Linked DNA regions of Homo sapiens: region 1 is linked to region 2. Evidence: chromatin contacts called from ENCODE Hi-C or POLR2A ChIA-PET data. All regions are on one chromosome and are shown on one strand. Each heading gives the region's core, a stretch centred on a gene start or an enhancer-like site at or near the end of the contact. The rest is flanking DNA. Distances are from core to core; before and after follow the strand shown.

Region 1 (3,945 bases), core at 143-2,642, 78 kb before region 2:
CACAGAAGCCTGGATAATAAAACTCCATTCATACTTTCTCATTAAGGCTTGCTTTTCTTATGCTACTCTTAATTTTTCAGTGACTAGTTGGGGTACTCTTCTGTGACCATGAAATAGATATTTTTCTCTTTGCAAAACTAATTGACTGGCCTCAGTAGCAAGATAACTGTTTTGTGCCTCAGTTTCCTCATCTGTAGAATGAAAATATTAATGACGTCATGAACTTTTAGGAGGGTTTAAATGAGTTAATACAGTGCTCTTCAACAGAGTTCGTAGACTTGCGCCAGTTGGTGAAGGTTTGTTACTAGTCTACGGGGAGATACGTATAGCAACTAAGAGTAAGGATTTAGAAACTTTTATAGCATTTTGACAATTTGATGTCTCTTACAGCTAATAGTTAAAAAAGGAAAAAATTGAGCTTGAATTTTGCATGTTTTAATTTTTTTTTCACTTTTGTAGTAATTTATTTTTATTGAATTCCACAAAAGCATTTGTCCATGACACATTGGAAATTTAAAAAACAAATACTGGCTCATTATCACAGCACAAGAAGCATTAAGTTAACATACGTAAAACACTTGAAGCAGCTCCTGGCACTTAGTCAGTGCTTAATAAATGTTAGCTAATAACAATAATAGCACTATATTCTAACAAAATGAGCTATCTGTCCCAAAGATGTACGTTCCTGAGATTTATCTTCTATGTCATTCTAAGTTCATCTTCAATTCTATTAAATCTCTTTCCTACAGTGTGAGCCATTAAAAGAAGTGCTACTCTACTCCTTACCCATTAATCATACATTATCAGACACTAAATATTTTAACAGCCAGTGTCTGCCATTGGTCTCAAGGGGAATATAACCAGCATAACACATAGTGATTGTGGTTGTTCTTCTGCCACAGAAGGTGACGTAGTCTTACACAGTGCCCCAGCTGCTAAGGAATCAGTCTCCCTGACTCACCCTCACGTGGGGAGCCTGCTTACTCACCCTAGCCTCACTGCCCTTCTAAGGCTCCTCCCAGGAGGAGGTCCAGAGTCCCTTTCTAAAGAAACTACACTATTTAACAGTCTAGGAATTCTTGGATCACCCAGGTTAGTCCTCAGTTTCCTTTAATCAGGCATTGGAGGCTCATATTGCAAATAAAGCAAATTCCTGGGTAACAGAAATATTAGTATCAAAATGGCTATATTTCTCCTGATATTATTGGCTGCCTATAAGTGTTCACGTAGTGGATCAATGAAAGGGGTGGGAGAAGCAAAAAGAAAAACCCAATTCATGCAAGACAGTCTAGTGCATCTGAGCGGGCTTCTCACCGACTTCCTTGGACTGCATATTTTCCTCCCTCCCTCTGACTCACTCCATGCAACCAATTTTTCTTTCCTCCTTTGAACTAACAACATTAGACTCATATCAGTTTCTCTTCTGAAACCCCAGTGGGTCTACAAGATCATGGGCAGGCACGTCCTGACTCTAGCTAGCTTCATTGTTCCTCCAGATTAATGTTGCCACTATACCCTTTGACTTAAGAATCTCTTGAGAATGTCACAATGTCCTTTAGGATAACCAAAAGCACAAAGGATTGGAATCACAACACAAAGGTCTAATACAGCTTTTTTGAATACTCACTTGTCTCATCAGGCCACTTACTAAACTAAAACTTTCTCTGGAACAGTATTATTTGGGTCCTTTCTCCAATATGTTTTCATCTTGACTGGGAGTTAGAGCTCCTTGGAGAGGGAGAACACAGGGCTCACACATTTTCTCTTTATTGGTGCTCCAAGGGAGGTCCTCTTACCTGCTTAACCATTCACATGATGATAAAATCTCTTTGCCCCAGAGGAACAAGACTGGATTTCTTTTGTTAAAATCTCATTAAAGACTGCTTCAGCCTGTAATAATTTGTTAATAGATGGCAGTGCTATTTGGCTGCGATTGGGTTTTCTTTCATTTCTTCTCAAGCAGGTCTCATAATTGTTGTCTTATCTCCAAGGCATTTTGGTTGTCACTGAAGTGTAACAGATGCTGTAGCCACTGCAAACCACTGGGTGAGCATCCCACATTATCTGTGAGGAAAGAGATGCCTCATTAGTTTCCTTCCTTTCATTTTTTTCCTTTTTAAGCTGCTCTCTAGTCAGCTAAAAAAGCTGGCTCTTTTTCTCAAACCAGGCCAGATTCCCAGATATTTTCCTGCTCAGTGATTTGAGTTAAACCTATCTGCCAAGGACCTCTCTCTCTCTCTCTCTCTGGTTGCATTTTACACAAAACCACTAAAGCAAGCAGTTTAGATTTTTTTTTTTTAAAGTATTTTCTGAGTGTCCATCCACATGGCAACAACTAAAGCATTTTCAGAGGCATGTGACAGGGTCTGTCTGAGGATGGAGAGGTCTGAAACCTCATGAGTCACTCTGGGAATCACATGAAATCATGGAGATAGAAGTGTTTTATAAACTGTAGCCTACAGAGATGGAGGATCACAAAGTGGTTTGGAGTACCCTGGGTTCTGGCTGAATTGTGGAAGACTCCAGTCCAGTGTCCTGAAGCTTCAATAGAGGCAGGAAGTACTTTTACTCAACCCCGTATCCACTAGGCTGTGAATTCCCTTTATAAAATATAAAACAGTGTGGGGGAGGAAGGAATGGGTTGTATGTCTTTGTTTTCCTGCTGCACCTGTCAATCTGCTCCTGCCACCAATCAGAATGCAAGCCTGACTGCTGAATCCCATGGTCATCTCTCCAACAGTTTCGAAGGTAAAATCTCCTTCTGATAATTTGATAGAAAAGAAATGGAATTCTATAAATGCTATTAATAATGATAACATCAATAGCTAACATTTACCAAACACCCTTTGCCAGGCACCATATTAATATTTTTATTTCTCACAACCTTATGAGACAGGTATTATTATTTCCACTTTTAAAATTTGTTGCCAACAATTTCATGTGAATACCAATGCTTCTATTTTTAAAATGAGGAAACTAAGGGTTAATTGATGAGGTAACATTTGAACCTAAGAATTCTGACTCCAGAAGCTGCTTCTTTATTTAAGCACTTTAAATGAGCTATGCTAAGCTGTATTCTATTTATATTAGAAATAGAGGGTCAGCCCACCTTCATTATGCCAAACCACCATAATGGTCCTTAGATTGGGAAGGCAGTTGAATTGTCCTGAGTTTTTGGCCATGTGTTTTACAGTTATTGTTCTACCCCAAATCTAACTTCAGACCTACTTGCCAAGGAGAGTGACTCTCTTGACAAAAGTGACTTAGTGACATTGGGGTCAGTGGGTAGCAGGGAGGTAGGGAGAGTGGTTGACCTGGAGCATGGCAAGGGGGCAGTGGGGCGAGGCAGGTGGACAGCTTCCCCAGAGATAAGGTCAGAGGGTTCAGCAGAGACATTTCGTGGGCTACCTCATAGGACATTCAAAGAAGCTCAGATTATATGCCAAGGGCAAAGAGGAGTCCACTGTCGGGTTTTAATCAGGAGGATAACAATCATATCTGCCTTATGGGAGCCATTCTTTGGTAGGATTACAAAAGAATTATTAGAGACAGGCAAGCCCAGAGGGTGAGCTTACTACCAGAGCAGAGCAAGAGACAAGGAGGCCCTAAATTGGATTAGGGAAAGAGGACTGTGTCTAGAAGAAGGAAGGGGTCAGTAACAGAGGTGTTAAAAAGATATAAGATTTTGTAAGTAGATTTGAGGGTCTGGAGAGGAAGAAGTTGTCTGGGAAGATTTCCAGGTGTAGGGTTTAAGTGATTAGGTGGATGCCTGAAGCCAATATAAATAATTCAGGTGGAAGAGCAGACTGTAGGGGAAGTCGTAATGAACTCTGTGTGGACATGCTGAGTTGGTCCTGGCTGGAGAACACTAAAGTGAGACTGCTGATCCTGCAGCTGGATATGGAGGTTTCATGTTCAGAGAAAGATTCGAGACCAGAGACAGAG
Region 2 (4,308 bases), core at 809-3,308:
CTTTGCTGGCTACATTCCAAAGCTAAATTGGGACTTGGAATCATGCCTACATTATTATCAATCTGGGGCTCTTCAACACACTTGTATGAGTATGCTAGGGCTACCATAACAATGTACCTCAGAGTGGGTGGCTTGAACAACAGAAATTTTTTGTTTCATAGTTCTGGAGTTTAAAAGTCTAAAATCAAGGGTCTGAGGGATGTGAAAAAAAAAAAAAAAAAAAGAGCTCTATTCCAGGTATCTCTCCTTGGGTTGCAGCTAGCTGTCTTCTCTTTATGTCTCTTCATATCACCTTCCCTCTGTGGGTATCTGCCTCTGTGTCCAAATCTCCTCCTTTTATAAGGACACCATTCATATTGGATTCAGGCTCACCCTAATAACCACGTTTTAACTTGATTACCTCCATAAGGATCCTGTCTCCCAATAAGGTCATATTCTGACATCTGGCTGTGGTTGCAGTGGGGGTGGTCAGGACTTCAAAATACAAATACAAATTTTTTTGTATGTGGGTGACAGTTCAACTCATTGTACCACTCCTCCACAGTTTCTCACTCATTACTTTAAACACCAAAACCTAAGTGACCTGCGCATGCCCCATTTCACCTACGACAGCTCAGTGGTTGAGGGTGGGGGATTTTTAAAAGTCTCATTTACTGTTGCACAGCCTCCTGCAAACCGGTCCTCTAGATAGATGAGGAAGGTGAGGGCAATCTCATCAAGCACCTGTTAGGGTACATGCAGGACTTGAATTTCAGGTAATAACAAGGAATGCCTTCTTGTTCTCTGACGCACTGTCTATATGGTATTTTTAATCTTTATGCCAATAATAATTGCAAGTACATATAAAGCACTTGATAAGTGCTAAATATTGTTGCAAGCAGTTTACATGTAGTTATTGAATTCCCACAATACCCCTGAGGTAGGTACTATTACTAACCTCTTTCTACAGATAAGACACCAGGGCCTAAAAAGCTTAAGAAACTTTCCCAAGTCTGTAGTAACTGATGGAGTTGGGGTCTAAACCCCAATAGTTGGCTCCAGAGGCTATGCTTTTACTCATTACACGATAGTGATCAGAGGAAGCAGGAACTCCAGTCTGGGCAACATAGTCAGACCCTGTCTCTAAAAAAAAAAAAAAAAAATTAGCCGGGCATGGTGACCCATGCCTATATTTCCAGTTACTTGGGAGGGTGAGGTGGGATAATTGCTTGAGCCCAGGAGGTTGAGCTATGATTGTGCCACTGCATTCTAGCCTGGATGACAGAGCCAGACCCTGCCTAAAAAAAAAAAAAAAAAAAAAAAAAGGAATTGAACTGGGTGCCAGTGCCTGTAATCCCAGCACTTTGCGAGGCTGAGGCGGATCCCTTGAGCCCAGGTGTTGCAGACCAGACTGTGTAACTTAATAGCAAGACCCCATCTCCAAAAAAAAAAAAAAAAAAAAAGGAAGAAAAAAGAAAGAGAAAAAAGCAAACAACAACAAAAAAGAAGGAAGGAATTATTATTCTCATTGAAGAGATGAGGAAACTGAAACCAAGAAGCCAAGAAGCTAAGTAACTTACCCAGGGTCACACGGGTAAGAGGCAGAGTAAAGGTAGAATTCTAGTCCTGAAAGCCTATGGCTTCTCCCAGACAGGACCAAGTGTCCTGGTTCTCTTCTTCATGTGCAACTCCACTTACACAGGCCCACGAGTAGTAGGGCCAACCCAGAATCTCAAAACCCTTATTTGTGCTTAACTGTCTGCATACTGCAGGGTAATTATGGGCCGTGAAGGAGGGAGGCACCCTCTCGACTTAGATCTGAACTCCCAGTCGCTTCCAGTTCCCAGGACCACCAGCCCTGAGCCGTAAGGCTAGGCCTGAATCTGGGACTTTCTTAGCCGGAGTTAGAAGCGGAGGAGTAGGGTGGGACGCTGGACGGACGCCGCTGGGCCGGGCAGCCCAGAAACGCGGAGTGTCATATTTCTTGCAACTCGCCAATCCCGAACGCCGGGGGGCGTGGCCACACCTGGGAGGCGTGGCCGGGCGGATGCGAAGGCTGCGGCGTCCTGGGGCGAGGCGCTGACGTGAGCTCGGCGCACCTGGGCTGGGCAGGTAAGGGCTGGTGCGGGACGGGGAGAGGAACCTGCAGTCCCTACTTGGGTAGAGCCAGGCGCCCCTTGGCTAAGACGTCGAGGAGCGTGGTAGCGACGGGTGATCTTCGCTGCGGACTTGGTTCGGAGGGACGTCCGCTTCTGGTGGACAGATTGAGCAAAGGTGGGTACGCCAACTTCTGGGGACCAGCTTGAGGGAGGAGAGGCTCCCCCGTGGGTGGGGTAGGACCCATCCCCGGAGTTTGTAGGGGGTGAGAGAACTTGCTTGGGGGCATCTGTGTGTTTGGGGTGGGTACCCACTGGGGCTGGGTGCCTGTCGCCCTTTTCCAGATAGCTTTGGGGCGGCCTCAGTTCTGTAGCGCTAGGCCCCTCTCGAATCTACACTTGTGTCTACTCTCCCTACCCCCACCGCCGAAGCGGAGGGCACTGCTCTCGGCCGTCAACAACCCCACTATCCGGTAGAGCTAAAGCACCGCGCCCCCTTCAGTCTTACCAACTTGCGGCTGGCCCCTGTGTCCCAGAGAGGGGACTTCCCAGGTCCGCAGGTCCTTGATCCTAGTGGGCGTTTTGGGAAACTGGAGTGAGGGTGGCCAGGAGCTTTGGAGCATTGGCGGTTTGTCTTCCCTCCCTGAGTCTGTTTGGCACAGTTAGGCCCTTCGCCCTGGGCCTGGGAGACAACCTTGGATTTCCAAGGAGCGGAGCTAGGTGCTGGGGAGGGTGGCGCTGGGGTGTGGTTGCTCTGGGGGTGGGCCCTCTTTGCCCGAAGGGGCTGGAGGGTGGTGTGGAGAATGGGGAAAGTCTCCCAGGCCTGACTTGGAAAGGAGGCCTGAGGTGTCACTCTTTACAGGGAGCCTGCTTTGTGGTAAAGGGGTCATCCTGTTCCAACCTGTTCTCTTGGTGGATGTCAAGAGTGGAAGTCAGGGAAAAGAGATGGATAGAGAGAGGAAGGCGCTTGGGTGGGATTGGTGAAAGCTGGTGTTGACCCAGGAGTGTGGTTTAGGATGAGACGTGTGTATGATGTATGACAGTGGCACTCAATACCTTGTAACTCCCATTCGCCATCCCCCAGCTTCCATCCAGCAGAAGGGAAGGGTGTGGGCATTTTGACTAGAGGCCTGCAGTTTACCCCTAAGCAGGGCTAAACAGGGAAGCCTGAGGAACGGAACTTAGACGATGGCATTTCATTTCTTTCAGGAGAAAGGGAAGAGCTGGGACTGCTAAGAATTGTCTGCGAGAAATGGCGTGTGTTTTAACCTGAGCAAAACCACTGACGGCCAAATCTCGGCTTTTGTGTGGCAGTGCCCCTGGAAACTAGTCTGGGGAGGAGCTATGGAGGTGGCAATGAGGGTGTTTATGGAGGACCTGCTCCCTAGAATAGGGGTATGGGAGAGGACAGTTATGCTCGGAGGAGGCTGAAAGTGTCCCTCCTCTATGCTCACTGTGAGGGGAATAGATAGGTTAGCATCATTGTCCTTTGGCTGTTTAAGTACCTGTTAGAGACACAGGCCTTACATTTTGCTGTGATGGCAGCTAGAGATACCAAGATGAGTTCAACTAGGCTAAGGTGGTTCTTCAGGCGTTGGGATTTGGGTGGCAAGAGTGTTTAGAAAGAGAACTCTGATTTAGGTGTGTTTGAGAGTGGATGTTATGCAGTCTCCACCTCAATCACTTTATTGGCCCTCTATGCTGCTGGGATCTTTGTTGATGTTTTTAGTTTACTTTCTTGGTGCGCAGAAGATGAGAGGGACATGGAAGACAAGGTGCAGTGGCAGGGTTTGGTACAGAACACTGTGACTTAGGAAATAAAGCACCTCAGCCCAGATGTAAAATGGGGATAGTAATATCACATTCAGGTTTATGAGGATGAAATCAGACATGTTAGGTAAAGGTTCATGTAAAAATTGTAAAGCCTACACAGATACAAAGGATTGTTGTTACCATCCTTCATAAGAAATGTCTTATTGTCCTGAGGTTAAGAAAAAATTACTTGTAGTTTTTTAAATTATAAATTGAAACATATCATTGTAGGAAAATATGAATCATATATAATGTATATGGGAGAATGTAAAAAGCACCCATAGTTGCATCACTAGATAACCATTACAAATATTTTGTTGCATTGTTGTATTTATTTCCTTTTTTCAGTTCTGTGTGTATGTGCACATGTATGCAAGTATATGCTGTGTTACAAGATGGAGATAGTGCTACACAGTCAAGT

The links. A loop is a pair of places that touch in the nucleus more often than their neighbours do. ChIA-PET counts read pairs that join two places held with the same protein, here RNA polymerase II (POLR2A).
Region 1: POLR2A ChIA-PET joins it to region 2 with 10 read pairs in MCF 10A. The contact joins the enhancer-like site here to the promoter of IRF6 in region 2. A Hi-C loop is called at or near these places in 1 of 168 maps with a recorded cell type or tissue (sciatic nerve). POLR2A ChIA-PET finds 5 or more read pairs at or near these places in 3 of 52 experiments (K562, MCF 10A and endothelial cell of umbilical vein).

Annotation. Positions count from the first base shown.
Region 1 is chr1:209,881,863-209,885,807 of GRCh38, reverse strand. No RefSeq gene overlaps it. Among named protein-coding and RNA genes, the nearest start is that of SYT14, 54 kb to the left of the region's middle. Within about 2 kb of position 1,392, at least 7 of the 41 ENCODE cell types and tissues checked have a DNase peak (open chromatin) inside an H3K27ac peak, as active enhancers do; they include endothelial cell of umbilical vein, where a contact is called at or near this core.
Region 2 is chr1:209,803,892-209,808,199 of GRCh38, reverse strand. It overlaps IRF6 (interferon regulatory factor 6), which reads left to right and starts at 2,058. Exons shown (of 9, transcript NM_006147.4): 1 at 2,058-2,253. RefSeq lists a silencer at 1,793-2,136.